Regions from separate parts of the Homo sapiens genome. Here region 1 is linked to region 2. Evidence: read pairs that join two places in POLR2A ChIA-PET (ENCODE). Cell type or tissue: IMR-90. All regions are shown on one strand. Links, peaks and the distances in the headings refer to the core of each region. The heading gives the core; the rest is flanking DNA.

Region 1 (5,384 bases), core at 1-5,000, 180 kb before region 2:
CTTGATAAAATAGCTTTTATAAATCTGGTACTTTCTTGGAATCAAAATATTAATGCTCTTCATGAAAAATAAACATTCATGTTAAGACATCATGGATAAAACTAAAAGATAAGGCCGGGCACGGTGGCTCACGCCTGTAATCCCAGCACTTTGGGAGGTTGAGGCGGGCAGATCACAAGGTCAGGAGATCGAGACCATCCTGGCTAACACAGTGAAACCCCGTCTCTACTAAAAAATACAAAAATTAGCTGGGCGTGGTGGGGGCACCTGTAGTCCCAGCTACTCGGGAGGCTGAGGCAGGAGAATGGCGTGAACCTGGGAGGCAGAGCTTGCGGTGAGCCGAGATCGGGCCTCTGCACTCCAGCCTGGGTGACAGAGCAAGACTCTGTCTCAAAAAAAAAAAAAATCTTTAAAGATAAAAATGACAAACTAAGAAAAATAGTTGGGTCTTATATAACAGGCTAAAGATGAATACTCAGAAATGAGGAACGCTTATAAGTCAATAAGAAAAAGACTTAGTAGAAAAACAGGCAAAGGATATGAGCAGCAATTCTCATAGTAGAAATAAAAATGGTCAATGAATATGCAAAAAGATGTATTCGACTTCCCTAGTAGTCATGTAAATGCAAATTAAAGCTTCCTTCTATTTGGTACAACATGTTTAATCTGGTTGTATCAAGTGTTGGCTAGAACATAGGAGAATAGTTCTCTCATACACTATGGTAGTCTATCTTGGAGACCAATTTTAAAACATTTATTAAAATTTTAAATTGCTTATATCCTTCTGCCCAGTAATTCAATGTCCAAATGTCTGTCCTGGAGCATTCAAACATGTGCTCAAAAACTTTTACGTATATATATAAAATGTTTATCAGTGAAAGAGAAAAATTGGTATGTTTGGATTTAAGACCACCTAAGGCATTATATACCTCCATCATTTGAGTGTTTGAGTGTTTTAGAACAGATTACACTTAATTTTATCACGAAACTTTATTTTTGCAAATTCTGTATTTCATGGTTAACATCATAGAGTGGAAACATTCTCTGTACAGTCAGTTCAAAATCTTGAGTTGCTTTTGATTTAAGTGATCCAAAGTTTAAAAAAAATTAATAAAATCTTGAGTTGCTATTTATGCTTTATATAAGTAGTAGCATCACTAACTCCGTATTTTTTTTTCTGAGGTTTCATTGTTTAATTTTCTAAAAACATTTTAAACTTGTAAAAATTCTCATTTTGGGATTTTCATAAAAAGTACAGCTTATTGACTAATAAATGAGGAAGCTCATAACAAATTCATTATATGTCATTTGACATAACTAAAATGAAGCAGACTGGCTAAAACCTTTCTATAGATTCTTACACAATTTGGAAGTAAATATGGGTGAAGTTCTTTAGATTCAACTATGTTCTTAAAAATTTAATCCTTGATTCTATTGAATTTGCTCTTTGGTTTAGAATGCTTTGAGCTGTTGATGGTTTTTCTGACTTTGTACATTGAGTTGATAAAATACATACTCTTTTCAAAAACAGAAAGTTAAATAAGTATATCTTAGTTCCTTAAAAATGCTCATTGGTGGGTAGCTATTTACCTGAAGTGTGACTGAAAATAGAAAGATTCTGTAACATCTTTGAAAATTGCCAGTAAGTATTTATGTGTATATGTTTTAGTGTCAGTATAGGAGATAAGTTAAAGAAAGTAAGTTAAATGTTAAAAAGCAACCTCAAAGTGGCATAATGTAGGCCTCAGTGAACTAAAGTATTGTTTTTTCATGTTTGTATTTTGTGTCTTTTTATCAAGTAAAAGAAACAGCCCGGAAATCCAAGTAGATTTCTCAGTTTGTTACTCTGTTAGTGAGTGTTTTATGCTTTTTGGTTTATGAGTCATGAAGATTGGAGAATTTATATTTCAGAACTATAAACTTATGCTGGCTTCTAGAACTGTATCTCCTCTAGGGTATCTCAACAGGGATAATTGAATACCAGGAGCTCTTAAAGCGTACAGATAATTTCATTTCCTCCTTGATGTCATTGGTATCTCAGAAGCCCTGAAACCACTTAAGTTAGAACTATTTGTTTATTTATAAGTACTTGTCTGTAATGTACGGAGAAAAACTTACAATGAGATTATTATGTCTCCCAAATTGCTACTTAGAATAAATTACCAGTTCAAAAGAAGCAATTAGATAAAATATTCAGACGTTTAAAAATATTACAGCTGAAACATTTCTTTCACATAATTATTTTTCATGATTGCCTTAAGTGAGGCAACTTCTAAAATAATATTATACTAAAGTGTTATTTCTGCCATTTCTTGCAAGAGGATACAATGTCACCTTCAGCAAGGTAATTGCGTCCTTTTTGTTTTGAAAAAAGTGATTTTATATGAAATATGTATATTCATGTACTTATCACCCAGTTTAAGAAATGAAACAGCCAAAACAGTTTAAGCCCTCCCCCTACTTTATCTTCCTCTCTGCCCGCTAGAGATAATAATCACAATCCTGAATTCAGTGTTTATTAGCATCCATACATGTCTTTATACTTCTCCACATATGTATGCAGCCACAAACAAATAACATTTTTCACTTTTAAGCAAATGAAAACATACTGTATATATCCTGCTACAACTTTACTCTATCAGCATTATGTTTCTGATACACAGTTGATTCCTGTATGACTCACCACAGTTTACTTATTCCGTCTTCTCTTAATGAACATTTAGGTTGTTTTCATTTTCTTTGCTTTTGAAAAAATATAGCTGCTGGAAGCAATCTTGTATGTGTTTCCTAAGGCACAAGTGTAAGGACTTTTCTATATAACTAGAAGTAAAATTGCCAGTCATAAGTTGTGTACATCCTTAGCACTCCAAAATGATTTAGCAGTCTTTGCTCCTAGTAGTAATATGTAAGAGTAAACTACCTGTAGCTCCAGTTCCTTGTCAGCTCTTAGTACTTTTGGACTCTAAAATTTTTCCAGACTGATGGTTGTGAAATGGTATCTCATTATACTTTTATTTTTCCCTTTATTTGGCTAGCTTTACCAATATATAATTTATATATAATAAAGCTTACCAATTTTAAGTGTAGAATTCTGTGATGTTTGACAAGTGTGTAATCACATAGCCACCACCATAATCATGATACACAACATTTCTGTCCCCCTAGAGAATCCTCATGCCCCATTGCAGTCAGTTTCTTCCCCCAACCTCCCGGCCCCTGACTAGACTGATATGCTTTCTATCACTAGAATTTTGCCTTTTCTAGAAGTGTATGTAATTGGAGTCTTACATTACAGTCTTTCCTGTCTGTCTTCTTTTATTTAGCATAATGCTATTGAGGTTCATCTGTGTTTCTTCTTTATATTATTTCTTCTTATTGTTGAGTAGTATTCTGTTGTATGAACATGTTTGTTTATTCATTCTCCACTTGAACATTTGGATTGTTTTTGGGTTTTGGCTTATGTGAATAAAGGTGCTATGAACATTTGCCTATAACTCTTTGTGTGAATATATGTTTTCATTTTTCTTAAGTGCCAAAGAGTGAAATTATTAGGTCATAGGATAAGTGTATGTTTAATTTGTCTAGAAGCTGCCAAACTATTTTTATTTTTTTTTATTTTTTAAAGTAGAGATGGGGTTTCTCCATGTTACCCAGGCTGGTCTCCAACTCCTGGACTCTAGCAGTTCTCCTGCCTCAGCCTCCCAAAGTGCTGGGATTAAAAGCATGAACCACTGCACCTGGCCAATGCCCAACTGTTTTCCAAAGTGACTGAACAATTTTGGATCCTCCCCAGCAAATTAGGAGAGTTCCAATCCCTTGACAACCCTTGCCATATTGTCAGTCTTACCCATTTTAGCCATTCTAGCACATGTACAGCAGTACTTCACTGTGGTTTTAATTTGCATTTTCTCATTGTGTTTGTTTACCAGCCATATATCTTTGGTGAACTGTCTGTACAAATCTTTTCCCTACTTTTTAACTGGGTTTTGTTGTTGTTGGTTTGTTTTGATTTGGTTTTTTAAACTGAGTTATAAGAGTTCTATATTCTGGATACAAGTCCATTGTTGAATATATGTTTTGCAAATATTTACTCCCAGTCTGTGCCTTGCCTTTTCCTTTTCTCAGCAGTGTGTGTTGAAGAACTCAAGTTTCTAATTTCAGTGAAGTCTAATTTACCAATTTTTTTATTTTATAGTTTGTGTTTTTTGTGTCCTATTAAAAAAACTTTAGCCTAACCCAGTGTCACTAAGATCTACCCATGTTTTCTTCTAGAAGTGCTGTAGTTTTAACACTTACATTTAAGTCTTGCTCTTTTCTTTTTTTCTTTTTTTTTCTTATTATTATACTTTAAGTTTTAGGGTACATGTGCACAATGTGCAGGTTAGTTACATATGTATACATGTGCCATGCTGGTGTGCTGCACCCATTAACTCGTCATTTAGCATTAGGTATATCTCCTAATGCTATCCCTCCCCCCTCCCCCCACCCCACAACAGTCCCCAGAGTGTGATGTTCCCCTTCCTGTGTCCATGTGTTCTCATTGTTCAATTCCCATCTATGAGTGAGAACATGCGGTGTTTGGTTTTTTGTCCTTGTGATAGTTTACTGAGAATGATGATTTCCAATATCATCCATGTCCCTACAAAGGACATGAACTCATCATTTTTTGTGGCTGCATAGTATTCCATGGTGTATATGTGCCACATTTTCTTAATCCAGTCTATCATTGTTGGACATTTGGGTTGGTTCCAAGTCTTTGCTATTGTGAATAGTGCCGCAATAAACATATGTGTGCATGTGTCTTTATAGCAGCATGATTTATAGTTCTTTGGGTATATACCCAGTAATGGGATGGCTGGGTCAAATAGTATTTCTAGTTCTAGATCCCTGAGGAATCGCCACACTGACTTCCACAACGGTTGAACTAGTTTACAGTCCCACCAACAGTGTAAAAGTGTTCCTATTTCTCCACATCCTCTCCAGCACCTGTTGTTTCCTGACTTTTTAATGATTGCCATTCTAACTGGTGTGAGATGGTATCTCATTGTGGTTTTGATTTGCATTTCTCTGATGGCCAGTGATGATGAGCATTTTTTCATGTGTCTTTTGGCTGCATAAATGTCTTCTTTTGAGAAGTGTCTGTTGATATCCTTTGCCCACTTTTTGATGAGGTTGTTTTTTTCTTGTAAATTTGTTTGAGTTCATTGTAGATTCTGGATCTTAGCCCTTTGTCAGATGAGTAGGTTGCGAAAATTTTCTCCCATTTTGTAGGTTGCCTGTTCACTCTGATGGTAGTTTCTTTTGCTGTGCAGAAGCTCTTTAGTTTAATTAGATCCCATTTGTCAATTTTGGCTTTTGTTGCCATTGCTTTTGGTGTTTTAGAC
Region 2 (5,950 bases), core at 366-5,365:
CCACCTTGGCTGGCCACACCACACATGGTTTTAATCAGCAGCCTGCCTGGATGAATGGCGCCTTGTGAGAGCGCCGCAGGGCTCACCTCCATGGCAGGGCCAGGATGGGCCAGGTGGGGCAGCCTCAGGGAGGGAGGAGTGTGAGGGGACCCCATGTGGGGGTCAGGGGGACAGGCAGGGACGGCCCAGCACAGCAGTCATGAGCCAGGGTCTGTGGCCAGACAGAGAGCAGGGGGTCTGGCTCTGCCACCCACAGTCTGCGTCCGGGCAACTCACGGAACCTCTCTAAGCCTGGGCCCAACTCTGCGTATAACCGGAGCCCCTTACGGGGGGCTGGGAGGATTTCATCTGAGGGTGCTTGGTGCATAGTGTGGGCCTGACACATAGTATGCACTCTGTACCTAGAGGCCAGCCCAGGGCCAGGGGCAGGGGACTCACAATTTGATTTAATAGAAGAGTGGAGAGAACTCACCTTGGAGCAAGGTGGCTGACCTCCAAAGAGGCTAGAGGTGGCATCTACAGCTGACTCTGGTTTCCGCAGTTTCAGGGCCTGGGCCTCCGCTGCTCCCTCTACCTTTCAAAGGGCCTCACAAAGAGAGCTGGAGGGGCAGACCTCAGCTCCTCGAAGGGCCCACCTCGCCTCCTTCTGTGGCAGGCAAAGCTTCAGACAGTACTAATTAATGTTTATTGAGCAGTTACTAGGTGCTGCACCTGGGTGTTTCATGCATAATCTCATCTAATCCTCCTTTTATGATTGTTTTCATTTATGTAGAACAAAACTATGACTCAGAAAGGGTAGGCAACCAGGCCACGGCCACACAGCCAGGGAGAGGCAGAACTGGGATGCGACGCTGCAGATGGAACAGCTCCTGCTGTTGCCTCAACTCCACCCACCCTGTGTCCTGTAGAGGGAGCACCATTTCCCACAGGGGTGGGTGGCACTGGGCAGCCTGCCTGGGGGAGCAGAGAGTGCCTTCTCCTCGGGCCTTCAGTGGACGGAGCTGTCTCCCTCACTGGCAACCCTGCTCAGCCTCCCTTCCCTCCCACAGAGCCTCCGAAGGCCCCATCCCAAGGGCCCAGGACCCGTGTCCTCCTCCCTGCCACTCTCCCAGCACCCACCAAGCCTGGCTCCTGGGTGTCTGAGAAATTATGGGAGGGAGTGAGAAAACATCAAGGGAGGGCCCTAACCTTGTCACGCCTCTCCTCACTGAGCCATCATGGCGGTCCTGTCATGTGGGGTAAAGTACAGACTCCTGTAACCCCTGCTGCACCCCTGCCCCTAACCTCCACCCTGCAGACTAAGGCTTTCAGCTCCTCCGCGGCGCTGGCTCTGTCTCTCATCTCCAGGCCGTGCTCATCTTTCCCCCTGCCTGGGACCCTCTCCTTTTCCACCCTGGCTAACTTGTGGTCCGAGCCCCATGCACTAGGATGACTGTGTGAAGCCCCTCCGTTCCCCACCCACCCCCTAGAACAGCCCCTGGAGCACTTCTGGGAGCAGAGCTCTGGGACCTCTGGGAGTTGCTCCAATTTCAGAATCCATTTCTGCAGAGGAAGGACTGCATCCTCTTTCCTCTGTTGGAGATGGGGACATCACCTTTGCAGACTGGTTTTCTCTCGTTCCTCTTCAAATTCAACTATCTGCAGAGCCGCGGGGGCTGCACTCACATGCCCACATGGGTGTCACTTATCAAGCTATGCTCCCAGCCTTTCAGTGGTTCTCTGAACTCAGCTGAGACCATTTCTAGAGGACTGTTTAAAGAATAAGGCATCCTGCTGTCTTCTACATAGATTAGGATGTCCCCCTCAAGCTGACTTGGCCCAGCTAAGAACCAGGTGAGCACAGCTTATTGGGTGCTCCCCCCACCCAGGGTCTCCCTGACCCCCCTGTCCTTTGGTATGATGGGTCAGCGAGGGCCATTAGGGAAACAGCCCTGTGGAAATAACTATAAACACGCTCAAAGGTTAAGCCACAAAAATGTTCCGCATAGCTTTGTTTATGATACTAAAAAATATCTAGAATAACCCACATATTCAACAATTAAATAAAGTGCGATACATCCATAAAATGGAATTCCATAAAGAGGGTTATTTAACAACACCGAGAGATGGTCACAATTTATCTGTAAGTGAAAAAAGCAGATTATAACATCTTATGTTGGAAGAGGAAAACCTCCAGGCAGTTCAGTGAACGAAACTGAGGGGTGTAGAATGAGGGGTGCTTCAGGGTGCAGACTTGGAAGCTGGAGGCCCGGGTCCTCCGGCAGCCTCTGCCCCCTTGCAGCCAAAAGACTTTGGGCCATTCACCAAACCTAAAAAGCTAGAGGTGGCCATCTGTACAATTGGGATAATATTGTACATACAGGCCGGGCGCGGTGGCTCACGCCTGTAATCCTAGCACTTTGGGAGGCCGAGGCGGGTGGATCATGAGGTCAGGAGATCGAGACCATCCTGGCTAACAAGGTGAAACCCCGTCTCTACTAAAAATACAAAAAATTAGCCGGGCGCGGTGGCGGGCGCCTGTAGTCCCAGCTACTCGGGAGGCTGAGGCAGGAGAATGGCGTGAACCCGGGAAGCGGAGCTTGCAGTGAGCCGAGATTGCGCCACTGCACTCCAGCCTGGGCGACAGAGCGAGACTCCGTCTCAAAAAAAAAAAAAAAAAAATATTGTACATACAGACATACTAGCCACTTAGCACACTGTGTGTGGCCTGCGACAGACATACAGACTAAGCATGCAACAGACATTATAAACATCACGTATGGGCTTAATTCCATATTATGGGTGATTTTCATTTTCTTACATTTGCCTATTTGTATTTTTTTTTTTTTTTTTTTGAGACGGAGTCTCGCTCTGTCACCCAGGCTGGAGTGCAGTGGCGCAATCTCGGCTCACTGCAAGCTCCGCCTCTTGGGTTCACGCCATTCTCCTGCCTCAGCCTCCTGAGTAGCTGGGACTACAGGCGCCCGCCACCATGCCCGGCTAATTTTTTGTATTTTTAGTAGAGACAGTGTTTCACCATGTTAGCCAGGATGTTCTCATCTCCTGACCTCGTGATCCACCCGCCTCGGCCTCCCAAAGTGCTGGGATTACAGGTGTGAGCCACCGCGCCCAGCGCCTATTTGTATTTTTAAATTTTTCTGCGATGAATGTTATTAATTGTATTAACTTAAAAAGTAAAAGCAAACATGACCTTACAAGGAAACAGCCCAATGGAACTCATTCCTGTGTTAATAGCCAGCATGTTGTTAAGGACATTGCTTATTATGCTGCCCTAGTGAGATTTCCTGGGAGAAACTATGATCTGCTCTTGGAACCAGGAGGCTTTGCTGGTCACACTGGCTGCCTGTGGGCTTCAAACAGCTGTGTACCTAACCTCAATGCCCACTGTGACAGAATTATTTAAATAAACTATGACACAGCTCTACCATGTACACCAGTTTGTCATGTACATAGGAGAATATCTGAGAGATTTCCACCAAAGGGTTAGAAGTATTACTGGGGGACAGGAAAGAGGGGGACATTTGAGCCTTAAATTTTGTGCACTTCACTAATGATTGCAATTCTTTCACAATAATCTTGTATTATAATCAAAATAGAAATAACATAATTTGATGTAGTAGAGAAATATTTAATAACATATAAATATGTTGACAATTTATTATGATTTAAAAGAGTTTGTAGGCTGGGCGTGGTGGCTTATGCCTATAATCCCTGCATTTTGGAAGGCCAAGGCGGGTGGATCACTTGAGGCCAGGAGTTCAAGATGAGCCTGGTCAACATGGTGAAACCCCTCTTTTTCTTTTTCTTTTCTTTTTTTTTTTTTCGAGATGGAGTCTTGCACTGTTGCCCGGGTTGGAGTGTAATGGCGCAATCCTGGCTCACTGCAACCTCCACCTTTCAGGTTTGAGTGATTCTCCTGCCTCAGCCTCCTGAGTAGCTGGGATTACAGGTGCCCGCCACCATGCTCGGCTAATTTTTTATATTTTTAGTAGAGAAGGGGTTTCACTATGTTGGCCAGGCTGGTCTCAAACTCCTGACCTTGTGATCCGCCCACCTCAGCCTCCCAAAGTGCTGGGATTACAGGCAGGAGCCATTGTGCCCGGCTGTGAAGCCCCCTCTTTACTAAAAATAGAAAAATTAGCCAGGCATGGTGCCACACACCTGTAGTCCCAACTACGTGGGAGGCTGAGGCATGAGAATCTAACCACTTGAACTCAGGAGGTGGAGGTTGCAGTAAGCCAAGATTGCAACGCTACACTCCAGCCTGGGTGACAGAGCAAGACTCTGTCTCAAAAAATAAAAATAAAAATAAAGGAGGTTTGTAAAATACAGTGTATGCATATTCTCCTTTCTGCAAAAACAACTTTATATATCAGACAGAAAGGAAATGTCCTAAAATGTGAAACATGATTATCCAGGGTGGTGGGATACAGACATTTAGATTTTCTTCTTATGTGTCTGTATGTTCTAAAGTTTCCACAATAGAGATTTATAACTCTTGTGATGAAAGAAAAAAATGCATTTTCTTAAAAGGAAAGATTTGGCCCCAACTCTCCCCTGCCTTGAGTGCCTAAGTCACGGCAAACTCATTCTTAGCCTTCTCGCCTCCTCGCTCCTCACCTAGGCGTGTCTGTTTCCGTATGGGCCACCTTGCTGTCCTTCCTGTGTCCTTGTAAAGGGCCTGAAATCCTCGTTAGAACCAGGCAAGGCAGAAGCCAGGACACAGGCCCAGCCCACTGCTCAGCGTCCAGTGGTCCCCCAACCACCCGCCGCCGCCTCCTGGGGCATTGTTCTCATTAGTGGGGATGCAAAGCAGACCCAAAGGCGGAACTATAAACACCAGAGGCAGAGACCCATAAACAGCTGGGTAACCAACTCCAGCTGTGCAGATGGGCCCTGGCCACACTGGGGGGCAGATGGGGGCTGGGAATTGCCCTTTGCCTGTCCTCCTTAGGCCATGAGCTGCCAGGAGCCGGGTGGGCACCACTAGTTAGAGAACTGGAGGGTGGAGGGTCTGCACAAACCTAAGTGAGATTACATGCAAGTGAGCAGGAGTCTGGGGGCCAAGGATTCTCAGGCACCTGAGCCCCATTACCTATGCACCTGGGCCTCAATTTACCTATCTGAAAATGGGGAAGAAAAGAAGTAACAGACTAGATGGGCTTTCTCAGCTCTACTACATCATGACCCACCCATAAATCTATGCACTAGGCCTAAATGCCTATAATGTATCTGTCTGTAATATAATAAAAATATATACTATGCGATAACATAAACAAATGTTGTAACTAAATTATCTGTACCATAACCCATACATATTATATGTTTTATATCAGCCTCTTTAATGTTATGTTTCTAAATGTTTAATGACCATCTCTGGATATCTGTGATCAGAGAGTATGTGGAGGCAAGCCAGGAAGACCTCCTGGGAGAAGGGAGACTTAAAGCCTATGAATTCGACAGGCAAAAGGAATGAGCCTCCAAAAAGGTTCTAATGGAGGAGAAGGGAGGGAAATGAGTGTGAGGGGATTTATAGGGCTGTTGAGGGTCATCCAGGGAAGGGATCCATGTCCATCTTCCACCCTAGAAACAAATATTCTGGCACAGGAGAGGGCAGGGAGAAAGCACACTGGACTGAAGTGACTAAGATTTGCCAGCCCCAGAAGCTCCCAAACCTGGTTACATAACAGGACTACTGGGGAACTTGGTAAAATACAGACTCTTGGGCCCTTCCCAGGGCTCCTGAATCAGAATCTAGGACAGTAGTGTCTGAATATTTCAATTTTTACTAATTGCCTGGTGGAGTCTGAGGCTAGAAGTCTGTTACAGGTGGGTGTTTGGGAACCTCTGGCCCAGAGCTCCCAGTGTCTGTGGATTGGATGTAGGGCAGAAGGAACACCCATGATTTTCACATCCTGTCCTGTGTCTGATCAACCAACACAGGGTATAG

What was found. ChIA-PET counts read pairs that join two places held together with the same protein. Peaks named below come from ENCODE experiments on the same cell type or tissue, not always from the same donor. Only the 100,000 strongest peaks of a DNase experiment are listed, where the experiment ranks them.
Region 1: POLR2A ChIA-PET joins it to region 2 with 15 read pairs; 4 of 35 experiments call an interaction of 5 or more read pairs at or near these places.

The regions. Positions count from the first base shown.
Region 1 is chr5:150,747,893-150,753,276 of GRCh38, reverse strand. The region is part of intron 3 of DCTN4 (dynactin subunit 4); the gene reads left to right. Among named protein-coding and RNA genes, the nearest start is that of DCTN4, 8.4 kb to the left of the region's middle. In IMR-90, for the core only: no CTCF peak of the experiment used is centred there; no DNase peak of the experiment used is centred there; H3K27ac peaks cover 202 bases.
Region 2 is chr5:150,569,427-150,575,376 of GRCh38, reverse strand. No RefSeq gene overlaps it. Among named protein-coding and RNA genes, the nearest start is that of NDST1, 64 kb to the right of the region's middle. RefSeq lists an enhancer at 497-1,483. In IMR-90, for the core only: a CTCF peak has its summit at 901 (motif pointing right); no DNase peak of the experiment used is centred there; H3K27ac peaks cover 242 bases.